Regions from separate parts of the Homo sapiens genome. Here region 1 is linked to region 2. A link is an interaction called in ENCODE POLR2A ChIA-PET data of the cell type or tissue named here. Cell type or tissue: MCF 10A. All regions are shown on one strand. Links, peaks and the distances in the headings refer to the core of each region. The heading gives the core; the rest is flanking DNA. Region 1 overlaps AIG1 (androgen induced 1). Region 2 has its middle 54 kb from the start of ADAT2.

Evidence for each region. Peaks named below come from ENCODE experiments on the same cell type or tissue, not always from the same donor. Only the 100,000 strongest peaks of a DNase experiment are listed, where the experiment ranks them.
Region 1: POLR2A ChIA-PET joins it to region 2 with 10 read pairs; 3 of 35 experiments call an interaction of 5 or more read pairs at or near these places.

What each region holds. Positions count from the first base shown.
Region 1 is chr6:143,320,835-143,330,278 of GRCh38, forward strand. All of the region lies in intron 4 of AIG1 (androgen induced 1), which reads left to right. It also overlaps the pseudogene RPL31P27. Among named protein-coding and RNA genes, the nearest start is that of ADAT2, 130 kb to the right of the region's middle. In MCF 10A, for the core only: no CTCF peak of the experiment used is centred there; DNase peaks (open chromatin) are centred at 4,717 and 5,157.
Region 2 is chr6:143,392,142-143,401,585 of GRCh38, forward strand. No RefSeq gene overlaps it. Among named protein-coding and RNA genes, the nearest start is that of ADAT2, 54 kb to the right of the region's middle. In MCF 10A, for the core only: no CTCF peak of the experiment used is centred there; a DNase peak (open chromatin) is centred at 5,440.

The sequences.
Region 1 (9,444 bases), core at 3,157-7,156, 72 kb before region 2:
TTTTGAGAAGGAGTTTCGCTCTTGTTGCCCAGGCTGGAGTGCAATGGCGCAATCTTGGCTCACCGCGACTTCTGTCTCCCGAGTTCAAGCGATTCTCCTGCCTCAGCCTCCCAAGTAGCTGGGATTACAGGCATGTGCCACCACCCTGGCTAATTTTGTATTTTTAGTAGAGATGGGGTTTCCCCATGTTGGCCAGGCTGGTCTTGAACTCCCCACCTCAGGTGATCCACCCACCTTGGCCTCCCAAAGTGCTGGGATTACAGGCGTGAGCCACTGCACCCGGCCGTGAGTAGATCTTATGTTAAATGTTTGTATCACCAAAAAACAGAGAGGAAGGTTTTACAGGTGATGGTTATGTTTATGGCACTGTTTATGGTGATGGTTTCAATGGACTTATACTTACCTGAAAACTCATCATGTATACATTAATTATGTATACCTTCTTGTATATAAATCATACTTCAATTTTTAAAAAATGAATTAGGCCAGGCAAAGTGGCTCACACCTGTAATCCCAGCACTTTGGGAGGCCAAGGCGGGTGATCACTTGAGGCCAGGAGTTCAAGACCAGCCTGGCCAACATGGCGAAACCCCATCTCTACTAAAAATACAAAAATTAGCCAGGTGTGGTTGCACGCACCTGTAATCCCAGCTACTCAGGAGTCTGAGGCAGAGAATCTCTTGAACCTGGGAGGCAAAGGTTGCAGTGAGCCGAGGTCACTTGTCCAGCCTGGGCGACAAGAGGAAGACTGTATAAAAAAAAAATTAAAATGAAATGAAATGAAATCTAGAAGGAACCGCTGAAAGGGTTGAATGTGGCTTCCTCTGGGGCAGAACAGGGCATGAAGAGGAAACTAAAGGGCAGTTGGTGGGGCAGGGAGTTTCTGCTTTTTTAATATAAACATTTTAGAACTTTTGATGGTTTCATTCTGATAAACATTAAAAAGGAACACTACAACACAACTGGGAAAAAAACCTGACACCACCACCCTTCCCTTGCTTAGTGAGGGTGTGATACTGTGGTGTCATCTAATGTCTGTGTTGCTGATAGACTGGGAGCTCTGTCACAGGGCAGGGACCACATCTACTTCATAGACTGCTGTATTCACAGGTCTGACACCTTCTAGGCGCCAATACGTATTTGTTGAATGAAAAAAATATATAAGAAACATTTCACAGTGGTAGAAGCAGCACCCAGAGGACAGATGTGACAAATGATACAGAGATAGCCTTACTACAGTTTGACATCAGGCACTGGCATAGAGCAGGAACTCAGAAAGGTCTGGAAATTTGCTCTTTATTAAAGGAGGTTGGTGATGAGAGAGAGAGGTTGGTAGTCCAAGGAGGTAGCGAGATCAAGGAAGACATTATCATGGCTGGGATATCAGGACATTGTTTGCAGTACCAAAAATAAGCATCTAGTGGAGGGAGGGATATAAGCGATGCCAGAGAGAGACACTGAAGATAATTTCTGCAAAATATGGAAAATTATGATTTTCTGTTGTGGAATTTCAGATGTTCTTCCTCCTCCCCCTCCAGAGCTAGCAGTTCTGCCGTGTTTTGATGATTGCTTGGGCCGTTACAGTGCCTTGCTAACCACACTCCCTACCTCCCTTCTGAAAGAACACATGTTCCCTACAATGTTCGATGTCTCTACTTAATGTTTGGCATCTATGTGCCTTGAGAAGCTCCAAATGATTCCAGTTAAGCAAAACAGGTCATGAATGTTATTCAGGGGAATTCAAATTGAATTCTCTCCAGGGTAACATCACCATAAAACCAGGTAGACTTTAGAAAGTGGGACTGCATGGAAGCACATCACTTAAAATCACTGTAGACGTGTGCCAGGAAATGTGTTGGAGGAAAATGTTCTGAAGGAGATTATTGGCCTCCTTTATGGATTAATCACTCTGATATTTGTGATTTAGAATCAGGAAGAAAGCACATTACCTCATTACAGGAATTCATTCTGGGAGGCATTCACAATTTGCCTCTTTCTCCAGGGATGGGCGGAGGGACTTGTAACCTTGAAAACATTCTTGCATGTGAGAAGTACAGAAAAATATTATATATTTCTGCATAAGGAGAAGCAGTAGAAAGTTTTTGTTTGTTCTGTTTGCTTTTTTTTAATCTAACATAAATTGACTATGCCAAAAACTACATTATCTGATGACCACGTCTCTAAGGTAGGCTGTATGGTTTATAGCACTTTACCAAAAGGGAAACTGAGGCTCAATGAAGTTAAATAGTATCCAAGGTGAACTAACAAATTTGTGGATGAGCTCAGAGTTGATCCCAAATATACGTAGGCAGGACCAGTTAATCGTTGATCTCATAACTACGTAGGCGGGACCAGTTAAATTTGTGATGCCCAGTGCAAAATAAAAATGCAGAGCCCCTTGTTCAAAAATGATGTAAGACTTTCAAGATGGTGACAGCATATCCTTAAACCAAGTGTGATCCCCTTCTGAGCACAACACCCTGTGTGACTGCACAGGATACAAATGCATAAGCCTGCCCCATGTATAGATACCTCCCAGATTCTGTACATTTGGGCTAGCTCCACTGAAAAAAAATTGGGACAGCTTTGATGAATATTAAACTATGATTATACCTTAAAATATTGTCTTGAAAAATACTGTAAACCCACTGTATATCAAAAATGGACTTCTACAATGATATTTGTACCTGAGTTAGAGATGATTTCAATATTATTTCAGATTGGCTCCTTCTATTTGAAATTGATGCATTAATTTTTTGGCTTTACCATACACTTTACTAAGGAGACCATTTTGAGCCCTGTTTCCATCTAAGCTGATGTCCTTTGTCCTATTCCTGGGACCTACAGGCTGTTCATCAGGAATCTTGGCAGACCCCCACACACACTGTGAGCCCCTCACAGCCACGCAATCCCCACTGCTGCTCACCCCACCTGACACAGAGTGAAGACTCAAGAAACATTCATTGAATAAATGAATGAGTGCATGAACTCTAGGAAACTGCAGCAGAATTTCAGATTTTCAAAAATGGAGCAAGAAGCAGTCTCCATGCAATCAATACTCAGGCAATGGTCCAAGGGACCTTTAGAATGGTTCTAAAATTAGACCATTAGGTCTCAAGAGAGGGCCAGGTCTAAAATCAGCATTTGAGCCAAAAGTCAAACCTGTCCTTGAAAAGTCCTTCAGGAGCTTCAGGTTGGAGGTACCATGAGAGGCTCACAGAAACCTACTGGGTGAGAAGCTGATGCACATCCCATATCTTATCCCACCCTGGGGCACATGCTCATTGCCTGCCAAGCCATGCAGTAAATTCCAGTAGGTTAAATGCACATGTGATGTAACTGTTTCTTAAGAGGTAAGTCAGTGCCTTCTCTGAAGGAAGTGTTTATTACTTTATGTCTGCAGCATTTCTTCCCCCTTCTCAGGGGAAGTTGTAAAATTCTGAACTCTGCGTTTTATAAGACACTTAGTCTTGCGTTAAAACTTCACCCAAAGTGATTTATCTTGCATCTTGCAACATTTCTGTATCTCACACATTTTCTATAATGAGCATGAATTACTTTTATAGTCAGTGGGAAAAAAACTTTACAGGGAGATTTTATACTTAGATCATTTTTTTGTTCTGAGCAAAACATTAAAAGAAAAGCTTTCCAGAGCCCTGTCCCCATCCATCACCATCTAGCCTTCAGAGCAGTACAGGAGCTTGGCATCCAGGCTGAACACTAAACTGCTGAAATGTGTATCTCAGATTCTCCACTTACTTAATCTGTCTAGGCCTCAGTGTCCTTATCTGTAAAATGGTACTAATACAATACCTTCTCCAAAGAGCTGCTCATATAAAGCCTTTAGCACATGTGCATTCAGTGTGGTTAGCTAATTAGCTCTTATTGCATATGAGTCTGTGTCTTCAGTGCTAATAGCCTAGATCTCAAGCAACCTAATTCCTTATCTAAATGTGAATGATAGAGCAAGTTTTTAAATCCTCTTTAAAGTAATCTCAAAAATAGAAAGGTGACATAGCTAGAAGAGTAAAGGATGATATATCGACCTCACTGCGCCCTCAAGGGCTCCAGTGACCACCCCAACTCATGACAGAATAGGATGAAATTTGGCCATGTAGCAAAAAGAGCTACTGAGCTTGACAATGTCATTTTTTCAACTGACTATATATCATTTATACCCAGTCAACATCCAAAGTAGATTCGAATGTTGTACATACCACTTGGAATCTGAAAATGCTTTCCCTTCCACTTTATTGGTGGCAAACCAGTTTTCTAATAATTCTCTATGAAGACCCTGTGCTAATAGATGCTGTCTACCTTTGAACCACTTGTCCCTTGGCTTTACAACATCACACTTTTCTATTTTGCTTCCCTGTTACTAGCCCATCTTTCTTGATCTCCTTTTTAGGCTCATCATCCTTGACCTTATCCCTTAAATCTTAACCTTTTCCAAGGCCCTTTCATGGGCCCACTTCCTTCAGACCCTGTACTCTTCCTGGGTCTCAGTCTGTCCTGATAGTTTCAACCACAATCTTCTTTTGCCAATGAACTTGATACCTGTATTGCCAAATCAGTCCTTTCTTCAAAGTCCAAATCCATAGAACTGACTGCCTTCAGAACATCTCCACTTGGATATTTTACAGGTACCTCAAACTCAACATGTCCAGACTGAACTCATCATCCCTTCAAACAGGCTCCCTTACAGCATTCCCTCTCTCAGGAAATGGCAGCTGTTTCCACCCTGCTAATCAAGCCAGGAATCTGTGATTAATCCTTAACTCATCTCAGTTTCCTCATTGCCTAAATCTAATCAATCACCATGTTGTCTTAACTATATTTGTTAAATCAGTGCCTGTCAAATTTCTTTTACAGGTATACACACATAACTGAAATAGAAGTTTCACAAAATAATTCTTATCATCATTATATGCAAGGCCCTGTAATATTTTCTCCTCTGTTCACTTCTGTTACTGTTTTAAAATGCTAGTAACAGTGAGTTACTGACAAATGTTTAACAACCAGCTAGGTCTTCTGGAGGCAAGGGAGGGAATACCTGATGTGTAACATTTGCCCATATCCTTGGTGTGACTATTCCCACCATGGCTGAATTCAAGCTACTGACCAACCAGCTTGCAAACCACCTAAAGATTTAACAACCAGCTCTCATGACAATCTCCAGCACGCCACACTCATGACTCAACAGTTTGATAGACACTGGTCTAAGTGTTCTTAAATCTTTCAGCTAATTTTCATTGCCAATGCTATTGTTCCTCTCCTAGCCACTACCATTTCTGATACAATTGGTTCAGCTCAATCTGATCTATTTCAGATTTATTTATTTTCAAAGACTTTATATTTGCACACTAGGACGGAGTCTACAATTCTTACCATGGCTTAAAAATCAACCCATGGTTTGGCACCTGCCTGCTCCTTCTGCCCTCTCTTCCTTGATCACAACAAAAGTGTTCTCTTCTTGAACTTCTGGGAGCGTTCTCTTGTTCTCAGTTCTTTAGACATGCCTTTTTTTGGCTAGAAAGTTCTTTCCTCCCATCTTTACTCAATGAATTCTTATCCTTTCTATCACAGTTTAAATGCTACTTTATTCATTCATTCATTCTTCTAGTGTGTGACAGGCATTCTGATAAGTGCTGAGGATCCAAGGAGAGGTAAAAATAAACAGTCCCTCACCCCACCGAACTTACACTGTAGAGGGGGAGAAACATATTATTTAAATAAAGATATTCAAATTTAAGTATGAATAAAAGAGCTTTAAAAATGAATGAGAGCCCTAGTTCTATAAGAACTTATAAAAATCTGTCCTAATCTGATGGATCAGGGGAGACTTTCCCGGAGTAAGTGATAATTGATCAGTTGTACCAGTTGAGCTAATATAGAAAAGATACATATAACCTAATTATTCTAAGTGGTGGCTAACTAACAGTACAGGCAGAAAGAAGAATATGTGAAAACCCACATTGCAGGAGGGAACATGACAAGATCAAGGAACCAAATGAAAGCCAGTGTGACAGGAATGCAAAGAGGAACAGGAGCAAGATATGGGATGGGGCCAAAGAGACCGATAGAAGCCACTCTATGAAGAGCACTCTAGACTTTGTTGAAACTTTGGGTCTCTAACAAAAAATCAGTGGGAGGCCTTTGACATGTTGAAAGCAGGGATATGGTGTGTTCATACTTCTGGTTTGGAAAGATCACTCTGGCAGCAGTGAGGATGACATGGAAGGAGGAAAAAATAGATGTAGAGACAAATTAGAAACTATCACAGTCCTCTAGACAGAAATGCTTCTAACACAAATTAAGATGCTGGTGATGCACATGGGAAAAATCAACATATTAGAGAGATGTAAGGGGTAACCTTGATAAGACAAGCTAATGGATTGGACAATCGCTACACTCTTCCTTTCCAACTTGGGCCTGGCAGAATGGTTCTCACAAAGAAGGATGGCAAGACAAAAAGGGCCACTCTGCCATCAACAAGGTGGTGACCTCGTTGATGATACACCATCAACATTCACAAGCGCGTCCATGGAGTGGGCTTCAAGAAGTCTGCCCCTTGGGCACTCAAAGAGATCTGGAAATTTGCCACGAAGGAGATGGGAACTCCAGATTTGCGCATTGATACCAGGCCCAACAAAACTGTCTGGGCCAAAGGAATAAGGAATGTCCCATACTGTAACCATGTGTGGTTGTCCAGAAAATATTCTGAGGATGAAGATTCACCAAATAAGCTCTATACTTCAGTTACCTATGTACCTGTTACCACTTTCAAAAATCTGCAGATAGTCAATGTGGATGAGAACTAACTGCTGATTGTCAAATACATCAAATAAAGTTATAAAATTGTAAAAAAAAAAAAAAGATAATGGATTAACTAAATGTGATGAAAGAGAGGGAAGTATCAAAGATGACTTGCAATGTTTGAGTTACAAAACTGAATGAATGATAGTACTATTTGCAGAAATAAGAAATACTGGAGGTTTGGGGAGAAAGAACATGATTTTGTCTTTAGATATATTGAGTTTGAGGTATCTTTAAGATGGGCAAAATGAGATGTCTTAAGAACAGTTTGATAAACTGCCTAGAATAGAGGAGAGATCTGGGTTAGGATATAAGTTTGTAAAATACCTGTGTATAAGTAGTGAACATGATGCCATAGCCATGAATGAACTCATCAACTGAGAATGCATAAGAGAAAACAGTTTGGAAACCAAGATTTAAGCAAATCCAAAAATTAGTGGTAGGGTAGTGAAGGGTGCACTGACAAAGGGAAGAGGAACAGCCAAGTGGTAGGAGGAAAACCAAGAGAAATTGATGTCAAAGAAACCAGTATCTTTTGGTCGAATAGCAAGAAGAGATGCCAGACTGCTGTGGGTGAAAGTGAGTACAATGTACAGATATGGTGTCAGTGAATCTGGACCACTTATTGGAGAAGTTTGCTTTTGAAGAGGAGAGACTTGAGTAGTACTTGTGAAGTATTTGGAAACTTTTGATTGTGCTTTAATGAAAGGCATCTGAACATATTCATCAGCTATGAAAAACATTGGTTTGAAAGAAAGTTAAATACACAAGAGAAAGAAAGACTAAAGGCAAGTGGGAGGTTTAAAAAAAGTTGGGGAATAATCCCTGTGTACCCATGGCACGCCTACACTTACCCTTTCTTAATTCTGACTACACTTGTAATTCTTAATTATCTGTGTTTCTCATTACACTGTACTCCATGAGGACAGGAGTTAGCTCTGCCTCATTTACTTTTTTTCATCGATGCATTATAGATGTACACAGTTTCAAGGTATATGTGTAATTTAATTCATTCATATAAGCCATTTACTTTGTATCATTTGTGAGTAACAAAGCACTCAGATAGGAGGCATGAATAAATGTTATTTTTTTAATTGTACATAAACGTGAATGCAAACGGAGGTACATTTAATAAAATAGACCATCCAAAAATCTTATTATGCTAATATGTGCATATATATGTATGCACACATATCATGGTTATTGATTTCTTAAGCTAAAATTAAAATTGGTACCATGACCATAAGCATATGTTATTTGATCACTAAGACAAGAAGACCTTAGAAGGAGAGAAATTAAAAGTCAGCCAAGAACTAAGCACTCTCCAGATAGATGGGCAAGGCCATGAGTCATCTTTGTGCAGAGAATTGAGCCCTGATAAAAATCAAGGAAACAAATGGTGAAAGCACAACTTGTTAAGACAAGTGGATGCATCATTCACACTGATCCAGGTGAAACCCCAAATAACAGGATTTCTTTATCTGAGATGGTTTGATGACCTAACAAGTTAAGAAAACCAAACCAAAACAAACAAGAAACGCTCAATTCCATTTTGGAGACAATATTGAATGCCTCATTTAGGGAAGCAAGTCCATGCAGCAAAAAAGAAATCAGATGTGCACTTCTTTCCCAGCTTTGCCAGTTTTATGATAAGTTCTTTAGTCTGATCTCAGTTTCTTTACCTGTTTAAAGAGAATAATCATACCTAATAGGGTGGTTGTACAAAGTAAAGGAGATTACATCTCATGTTTATAAGCACCACACTCAGAAGAGCTGTCTGCTTCTCTGCCTCGTAGGTTGCAAACCTGAGAATTTCACATTACATTAGCAGCTCTGACATAGTCTCATTTATACCCTATAAGCTCTGATTCATACAATAGTACGATGAGAATGCCATGCTATATCTAGAATTGCTGAGAAGACTAGATGACATTGTGTGCTGAAGGAACTTTGTGAAATACAAAGAACTACTTAAACAAGTAGTCAGCAGATGACAGCCGGTGTGCCAAATCCAGCCCACCACCTGGATTTTTGTTTGTTTGTTTGTTTTATGACTCAAAAGCTAAGAATGGTTTTCACATTTTTAAATAGTTGAAAAAATCAAAAGATGAATATTTCATGATGTGAAAATTACATCTAATTCAAATTTCAGTGTCTATAAATAAAGTTTTATTGGAACACATCCACACTCGTTTACATATTGTCTATGGCTGCTTTTGCACTACAATGGCGGAGTTGAGTAGGTGTGATCGAGACCATATGGGAATATTTACTATCTGGTTCTTTACAGAAAAGGTTTCCCTACTCCTGACTTAAATTAAATATAGTGACAAAAAGCATAAAGATTTTGGAGGTTTTTTTTGAGATTAAAAAAAATTCATAAGTTATTGGCGAAGTGCCTGCCATATAGTAATGGCTCAATAAACAGATGTTGCTGTTTATATTCCTTCATTAGATTATTAATTCAACAAATAGTTATTGAGTGCATACTCTGCCAGATACTGCTCCAAGAACCACAGAATACAGCAATGAACATAATTGGACAAAATTCCTTTGCTCATTGAATAGACAATAAACAGACAAATAAAAATAAGTAGAGTATATTATTTGGCTGGGAGAAAAAATAAA
Region 2 (9,444 bases), core at 3,480-7,479:
AGTGCAAGAACAGCCTAACAGCTATCTTCTCCCAGTATATCTTCACATCACCTTCCATGTATGTGTGTGTCTTTATATTTTCATATGGTGTTTTGTTCTGTTTTGTTTTGTTTTTTTAGGCAGAGTCTTGCTCTGTTACCAGGCTGGGGTGCGGTGGTGCAATCTCGGCTCACTGCAACCTCCGCCTCCTGGATTCAAGTGATTCTCCTGCCTCAGCCTCCCGAGTATCTGGGACTACAGGCTCATGCCACCATGCCTGGCTAATTTTTGTGTTTTTATTAGAGACAGGGTTTCACCATGTTGGCCAGGACGGTCTTGATCTCTTGACCTCATGATCCACCTGCCTCGGCCTCCCAAAGTGCTGAGATAACAGGTGTGAGCCACCACGCCTGGCCATGGTGTTCTTATAAACACCAGTCATATTCAATCAGGGGCCTACCCTATTCCAGTATGACCTCATCTTAACTAACTCTATCTGCAACACCCCTATTTCCAAATCAGGCCACATTGTGGGGTACTGGGGATTGAGACTTCAACATATAAATTTGCTGGGGGGACACAATTCAACCCATAACATATGTACTATAAGTCTACTGCATGCCAGGCACTGTGCCAAGCTCCGGGGATACACTTTTGAACAAGAAAGACAGTTGCTACTCTCCTTCATGTTATTTGAGAGTAAAGAGAAAAATGACACAATAAAAAAGTAACCAATATGCTGTGATAGGGCCCTGAGAGGGACCGTGGGAGAACAGAGGAGAAGCAAAGAACCTCACAGTGGAGACCAGGGGAGGTCGCCCTGAGCAAGTCAGGTCAAAAGCCTGAAGTCTGAAGGAAGATAGGAGTTTACCAGGGAAAAGGTGGGGTGGAGCAGACGGATCTTCCAGGTGGAGGCAACTCAAAGTACCAAGGCCAGTGGGGACAGAGACAACAGCAATTCTGTGGGGTTGAAGTAATAGCATGTGCAAGTGTGTCCCAGACATTAAGGAGAGGAGGAAAAGAGTAATGAAGAGACACTGGAAGAAGAATGATGCAGACCCAGTAAGCCCACTGAGGAGTATGGCAGAAACCCGAGGGCACTCGGGAGCCACTGAAGAATGTCGTTTAGGAAATGACATGATCAGATTACATTTTAGAGAAGCCCTGCTGGCTGAGCCTGGAGAGGAGGAGAAGGAAGGAAGACCACTTAGAGGGGCACCTCTGTGCTCCAGATGAGAGATGGCAGTGGCCTGAGCTAGGAGACTAGCAGGAGATGGAGCTCACGGGACTTTGCTGCCTACTGGTCCTGCAGATCCCAGCCCAGGCATCTCAGAGCTCCCAGGGCTTCTCCATGTCTGTGTGCCAGTTTGACACTCATGTCCTCCTCCTATTTTTTATTCTTCAAATACTTGCATGGTATTTACCATATGCCAGGCACTGAGTGCATTAGAAATGCTAATTCATTATGTGCCAGAAAGTAACTATGAAGGAGGTACCGGGAGGCACTGTTATTAATCCATTGTACAATGGGAGGACAAGGTCACAGAGTTAACAGATGACAGTGCCAGGATGTGAATCTGGCTGTCTGGCTTCACAGTTAATACTCTTTTTTTTTTTTTCTTTTTTTTTTTTTTTTTTTGGAGACAGAGTCTCACTCTGTTGCCTATGCTGGAGTGCTGGAGTGCAGTGGCATGATCTTGGCTCACTGCAGCCTCCACCTCCTGGGCCCAAGTGGTCCTCCCACCTCAGCTTCTCTAGTAGCTGGGACATAGGCCCATGCCATCATGCCCAGCCAATTTTTAAGAAAATTTTTGTAGAGACAGAGTCTCCCTATGTTGCCCAGGGTGATCTTGAGCTCCTGGGCTCAAGCCATCCCCCAACCTCTGCCTCCCGAAGTTTTGGGGTTATAGGCATGAGCCACTGCTCTGGGCCACAGTTCGTACTCTTAACCATGACCCTACACTGCCTCTTATGAGGAGGTGGTCCTTTTATCATCACACTCACAAGAGGACCTGGCACATAATAGGGCCTTGATAAATACTTGTTGAATAAATGTTGGTGGTGATTGGATATATATGATGAAAATGGTGGGGGGATGCAGACTGGGGGATGGGGCCCAGTGTCAAAGATGACTTCCAAGACTTTCAGCTTGGGTTGGAGGTGAGGGTATTCGCTGAGTAGAGGACCACAAAAGAGAAAGCTGTCTCTAGGGAATGAGGAAAGAATAAACTTTAAATCTCTATACCAGAGACCTCCATGTGGAGGGGCAAACTGGAACGGCCTGATGGAGCACAGCTCTTCCTACTCCTCAAGCATCTAGAGCCTCAGCCACCCCTCGAAGGTGCATGTCACTCGCTGCCCTGGTGAGAACATCCATCTGAAACATTTTAGGCCTTACCCTGTAACAGCTGAATAACAGCTATTAGCTTTGGACTCTAGGCATTTTTATGAGATCTTAGTTCCAGGGCTTGAGGTTTGGCAAAATGAGCATATTATTCACACGCAAAACAACTGCATTAAAATAGCATTAAGCATCTGGCTTACACTGACAAAACCTAGGAAATTCAGAATTATGGTAATAAGTCTGTCCTGAGTTCACCCCCAACACTATGCCTGGTGCTGCTCCATTAAGTGTGGAGAGAAAGGTCCCCACTGGGCAGAAAGAGCCAGACCAGGGAGGTGGAAGGCAGGACAGGTGAGGGAAAAGAAGAGGAGGAGGAGTTGGGAAAAGAACACTGGGGCAGGGGCTATGGTCCCCTGACCCAGGCCTGCCACATGGCGTATGGTGATGTAGCCATGAAGTGCTGGCCCCCAAGGCCACTCCTCTGATCCTAGAGCCAGGCGACACTTGCCCACCCCAGGCACCGGCTCCGCTGGTCTGAGACTCCCTCCTAGAAGCTGATGAAGATGAGACACATTTGCCCCATGGAGTCGAAGCGTCTTTCAAGTTTGCATCCCCGCAGACCTCAGACACAGGGAGAACTAATACGCAGGTACATTTCTCCCCACTGAATTTCCATTTTCTTGAAAAGAATTAAAGAGAAAGAAGCTTGATAACAGATGAACAAAAAGCATTGTACTGTGTTCGAACATGGCAACATGGCTGATTATAGCATTAGGGCATCACTCTGTTAAGGATATTTGAGAATGTAAACAATTTTGATCTGGAGTTCCATTGAGAGTAGAAGAAAAAAGTGAGAAAAAGAAATTCCTTCCTCTTGGTCAAAAAAGAGACCTTTCTCCATTTGAGATGACGTGTAACCATTTGTTCCAATGATTTGTAGTAAAATCAGTAATTGGTTCTTGGGATGCATTTTGGGAAAAAATGTCTATAATTCCAGAATTCACCAAGGTAGTTTCTGTAAGAACTTCCTCTAATCTTTTAAAATAGTTAAGTATAATCCAAGAGCTCAAAAATGGGCCACGTTCTTTTTAAATACAATAAATGTGATCTCAGTCTAACCAACTTTGAGACGACAAAAATACGGTCCTTGGGGAAGCTGTATGAATGTAGCATAAGTGTCAGGGTGGCAGAGAAGGTGAGACACACCTACGTTTACAAGAACCCCAAATAACCTTTGTAAAATAAAAATGAAATGTCAATTCCACAAATTGATTGCCCTCTTCCAATAGTTTTCAGATTTCTTTAACCTTTTCACCTCCCGATCTCTCAGTGATTAACAAATCTCTTCTCTTTGCCCTACAATTACTATACACCAGAATAATAACCCAAGTAAATAAGCTCCTTTAACCCTTCCAATAATCCTATGAGGTAGCCACTCTTGATCATGGAATGATGTCATTTATCATTATGATACATAATGACATTAGGTTACTTGACCAAGGTCACACCACCAGTAAATGGAGGAGCTGGGACTGGAACCCCACGTGTTCCGTTCCAGAGGTTGTTCTAAGCACACTTTGAGTTCCCACGCCACCTGCCACCACCACATGTAATTTAAGCGGAGATTAGTAGTCCATCCCACCCAGACCTGGGTTGCCTGTAAAACCCAGCTGAGGACATCCAGAGCTGTAGGGGTCCTGATCCCTCTGGAAGTCCCCATCTTAGAATGAGAAACCCTGTTCTCTGTCAAACCAGCCAAGAGACAGAAAAAGGAGTTGTGTTCATTTCTAAATTGTTAAAAATGGTTCTGAAGGCCCATTTCTTTTATTCCTCCTCTTAAGTGGGAAAACCAAAAAAATTCTATGCTACCAGGTGAAAGCTGAGCCAGGCATAAAACACAAGAAAACTCAGGCTTTAGAAAACGACCTGGCAATCACTTTTCCAATGTGCTATAAAATCTTAATAATTCTGAGTAAACTGGCCCAAAATGCATGAAAGTGCAGAACAGCTGGAAGTTCAGGGAAAGTCATTTGTGTGCTCTTCTTGTCACTTAGCAAAGCAGGAACAACCTTGGCTCTGTTGTGTAGCTATTTAGATGTCACAGCCATGAATCCCTGACTCTCCATCAGAGGCCACTGGCAACACCTCCCCTTTTTTTGTTGTTTGGAAGAAAGAGATATAGGAGAAGTTGTTCAAATAAAATGACTGTTTGGGGTGGGGAACGGAGAGGCAGTGTAAACATGGCTAATAACAAGCGCAGAGAGAAACTCAGGACACAGTGACATCAGCAGAGCCAGGCATCTCAAAGCCGGTGACAGTCTGCACCAGCAGATTTCTTGTGGAGCTCTAGATATTTCTGTTCTGACTGGAGTCTTTATTTAACAGTCTTGATGAGTGCATTAACTGTGACTTAACTCTGAGTTTGAACGAAAAGTACAAGTATTTGACGTGTTTCTTGGCGACACCTTTTGACAAAAGGATGCATATATCCCTAGTTTTGTGCTAGAATTCTTTAGTGGGGACTCTCTGGAACTAAAACATCCTCTTTGGAGGTTAAATTTTAAGCCTTTTCACAGCTTCTCTATCCCACAGCCTCCTCTCTGCACATACACTCATGCACACACGTACATAGAAGCACCAACCCCGGGGGCGGACTCGCTTAGCCTAGATGCAAGCTGCTGGCCTGTGCACAGTGTATTTTCCCACAGGACAGAGGCAGAGGGAACCCAGTGGGACCAACACAGGAGGCCTAAGTTGGGTCTGAGGTCTCCCAACCTCCCAGAAAATGTTTCTCCTGGATCATGCTCTTTGGTTTCTTTCCTTGTTTGTTTTCTACTTGAGCGGCAGGGACGCAAGAGAAATTGACAGAAGAAAGAAACCGCCTGAGCATCAGACACAGGGGTGATGGGAAATGAAAATGATTTATAGAGTTTCGTTGGCCTCCACTCTCGCCTTTTCTGCTTTTTGTAGCTCAACATCCCACAGGTGTGAACACAGCAAACTATGTAGCCCTGTTTTATTGTGTAATTAAATAACACCCTACACTGAGTCAAGCTGAGTTGTGAAACCTCAAGGTTCGGAACATCAGGTAGAGGATGTGGGGAAATGCCTGCCGCCTGAGGTCACTGGGTTCATTTTCCTGGCACCAGTAGAGGTGAGGCAGCTGCCTTGTAATCAGCTCCTCCTGGAAATTACTACACCCACACAAACATTTGGGTCCCATGGAAACGGCAGGAATGCGGTCTGGTCTAGGAGCCTGGAACTGGGGCCTGAACATCTAGATTGGTTTGGCCCCACCACCGACTTCCTGTGTTGTCAGTTTACACCTCGACACCACAGTTTTGCCTTTGGAAACACCAAAGAGAGGGTCCTGCAAAGAGCAAATCTGCGGGAATGGTGTGAAAGCTCTCTATTTGCTTAGGATGCTTTAGCTTTGTTCCCGCCCAAGGCAGGAAAAAAGATGAAATGACTAACCCTATTATTCTACTCTGTAATTCTGCTACTGTGCTGAAAGGCTTCGCAGCGTCTTGCCTGTGGTGGGAGTTTGGCAGAGAAGACCTCCACAGCCCTTCCAACTCTGAGATTCACAATAGTCAGTGACTTCACTGAAAACCATGGAATTGCATGCTGTCATCACTGGAGAGGGCAGGCCATTCTGAATGGAAACACTCTTATTGGGCATTTTTAAACGTAGGCAGTAGACAAACATTCCTTTGTTGCTTTTCTCAGGAAAGAAATTACTTTCTGAAGACAATGGCAGGCACATTTAATAGAAGACACACAGGTAGCTTCAGCTAAGAAATAAAAAAAAGGCCAGGAACAGTGGCTCACGCCTGTAATCCCAACACTTCGGGGGGCCAAGGTGGGTGGATCACCTGAAGTCAGGAGTTCAAGACCAGCCTGGTCAATATGGTGAAACCCCATCTCTACTCAAAATACAAAAATTAGCCAAGCGTGTTGGCATGCACCTGTACTCCCAGCTACTTGAGAGGCTGAGGCAGGAGAATCACCTGAATCAGGGAGGCAGAGGTTGCAGTGAGTCAAGACTGCACCACTACATCTAGCCTGGGCGACAGAGCAAGACACTGTCAAAAAAAAAAAAAAAAAAAGTATTCTTGCCTATCCCCCTCCTCCCTACCAATGCACCAAAAGAAAAAGTAGCTTCCCTAGAAAAGAATGTCAGCCAAATATAAGTCAGGATGCTATCAGAGTGTAGAAGACATGCAGGGGAGAGGTGTGAAGGGAGGCAGGAGAGGAGGCTTCTGGGAAGGGCTTCCTCAGGCAGGCGGCTCCTGAGTCAGGCTTTAGGAGATACCAGTAGCATTCACCATCCGGAGGGAGAGAGTGGGTCACAACAGGACAAGGATGGGAGCAAGCAAGCGGATGTGGAAAATTCCATGGGGTAATAGAGTTTTACTTTTTCATCTCTCCAAGAGCCAGTGCTGTGAATCCCCTAGGAAGCACAGATTTATAACTTGGTAGGGACCACTGTTCGGTATAACTTTTTTGTAGTTTAGTTTGTTGTTGTTATTCTGACTCTCACGACATAACGCTGGCTTTGCAGAAAGCACATGTGCAGCCACTGAGTTCACAAATGTGGACTCAGCCACCACCCTGGGCCAGGTACCTGGAAAACACTGGCAATGTCCCTACTGCCATGGAGCTTGCATTCCTGCCTGGGAAACAGACAAATAGGAAATCAGTGAAACAAAGATCAGTTCTGAGAGTGATGAGTGCTTAGAGAAAAATAAAACATGTATGTGATGAAGTGGTGGGGAGGGAGTAACATTCAACAGAGGAGTTCGAAAAGACCTTTCCGAAGTTGTGACACGTGAGCAGAGACCTAAATCGCAAAAGCAGCCAACTTTGCCAAGTAAGATGTGCATTCCAGGCAGAAGGAATGGCGACAGCAGAGGTCCTGAGGAAATGACATCAGTGTGTTCTAAGAACAGAGGGAAGGCCAGTGTGGCTGAGAAGGAGAGTGATAGGAAGGGAGAGGTATAGGGGTGGACACTGGAGGGATAGGCAGGGACCAGATCATAGGGGCCCTTGTAACTGATAGCAAGGAATTGGACTTTATCTTTATCTGTAATAGGAAAGCAAGGTAGGAATGTAGGTTGAATAGGCTTATTATAATTCAACATGGAGACACAGTGATGAATTAGACCCTAGTGAATAATCCTAGAATCTCTCAGAATACCGGTGATATTAGTGAATGGATGACAACTGACTAGAAACCAGATAGGTGCCTGAGATTTATAAGGCAGACAGTTCCATACAGGAATTTAGAATCTTACCAGACTCTAAAACCTTCCACATATATATTTTCCCAAGTATACATACTGTGCCATGAATATCTAAATAACATTTCCCAAGCATGTGTGTGGTCGTGAATGACATCCAAATTTAAAATACAATGCATTCTGCATATTGCATACGGTTTTCTCAGTGGCTCTTCTAAGACACCGTTACTGGTGAGCATGTGCGAATACAGTCTGAAAGGGAGAGAGGAAAATCTCAGCTCTTCTTCCAAACCAGCCGCCATCCTCAGGAGGCCCCCACACCCTCAGGAAGAACCAATCTGCCTGGTCTTATCACTGTGACAGATCGAATGATGGGTATCAAGTCATCATTTCATGGCCAAGATTTTGTCCCAGACTGTAGCTCACTCATTTCTGACAATATGTTGAAAGTGAAATGTGCTTCCTCGCCCCTCCTAACTTCCTTTTACAATTTATGAATTTTGCAGTTTTGCTAAACACAAAAGCTGCTAGAAATTTTCAGAATAAGCCCTTTACACTCAGCATGCAGACGGCAAAGTCTCAAGGGACAGAAAATTATTAAACGTGGGACACACAGAAAGAGATTTAATGTTTTTAGGACCAAAAAGAGGATTATAAAATTCAGGCAGCACAACAAATACCAGCCGAAGCCTAACTGGCCAGGAGTGTGTCATAATTATTCCTAGTCATCAATTCTGATGGATTCTGGGCCCCAGCAGAGAAGTCACTTCATCCTCCATTGTCTAATGGATGCTGATGAAAAGGTTACAGTGCCAGGAAGGTGGTGCTCATCTCTAATCTTGCCTGCCTTGTTCTGTCAAGTCAGAGTTGATGAGAGAGACCCAGGTAACTCATTCTCTTGCTCTTGTCCTGATATCTGATCTCAGGATGGCATTCGAGCTGGTATTTACCATTTGGCCATGTGCCAGGAGTCCTGTATTTTAAAGATCTTTAAGTAGAAACACACATAACTCAAAATGTTAAGCTAGAAGTATCCTATTTTCTCTTCTAAATCTTTCAACTTACAATTTAGGAAACAGATCTAGAGTAAATGGGTAATTTTTTTGAGGCAGCAACAAAACCAGGACAGGAAGTCACACTTCCGTCTACCGAGTTCTCCCAATCCAAAGCTATCTGAAGTGGCTGTTTTAGATTTCCCCACCCACAAGACTTGGCCACAGTTCTCCTAATGCCCAACCCCTTGGCATCACAGCAGTAAAGGGAACTCTCCCTTATTGTGAACATAATATAACACAAGCTCTGAATAAAGAATACAATGTTGCTTTTACCATACTTTTTTCTTCTTCTTTGAAATTATGGTGATTCCTAGTTTATCTTAAATTACACTAGCCCAAACCTTTATCCACATAAAACAAAGCCAGAAATCAGGAAGTAAGCAAGAAAGGCACCTATAGTGAAAAAATAGCTTCTTGTGGTCCACGCTAAAGATTGCAGGATGTCCCATTTGGCCTTTGCTGATGTCTCTGATTCATGTTTAAAACCTTAACAAGCTTGTTTGCAGGGGTTGCAATCTTCCAGGAGCCTGAGAGCTGCCAAGACATAAAAAGAAGAGAAGTTTCTATGGGCCAAGAACCATAGGACAGACCCTCAGAGCACCAACAAAGCACTGCACACAGCCAGGAAAGAAACAACACAAACAAAGCATGAAAAGCAGGCAGAGTTTTAAAAGGAGCATTTCCAGGCTGGCTTACAAACCTCCACAGGCCCAGGAGCAAACTCCATCAATAGCGCGTGGCAGCCGTGGAGGTTTTTAAAGCTATCCCTGACTTAAATATCCAGAAAAGGTTTTCTTTTGGTCATCATGCTTTGAAGAAACAG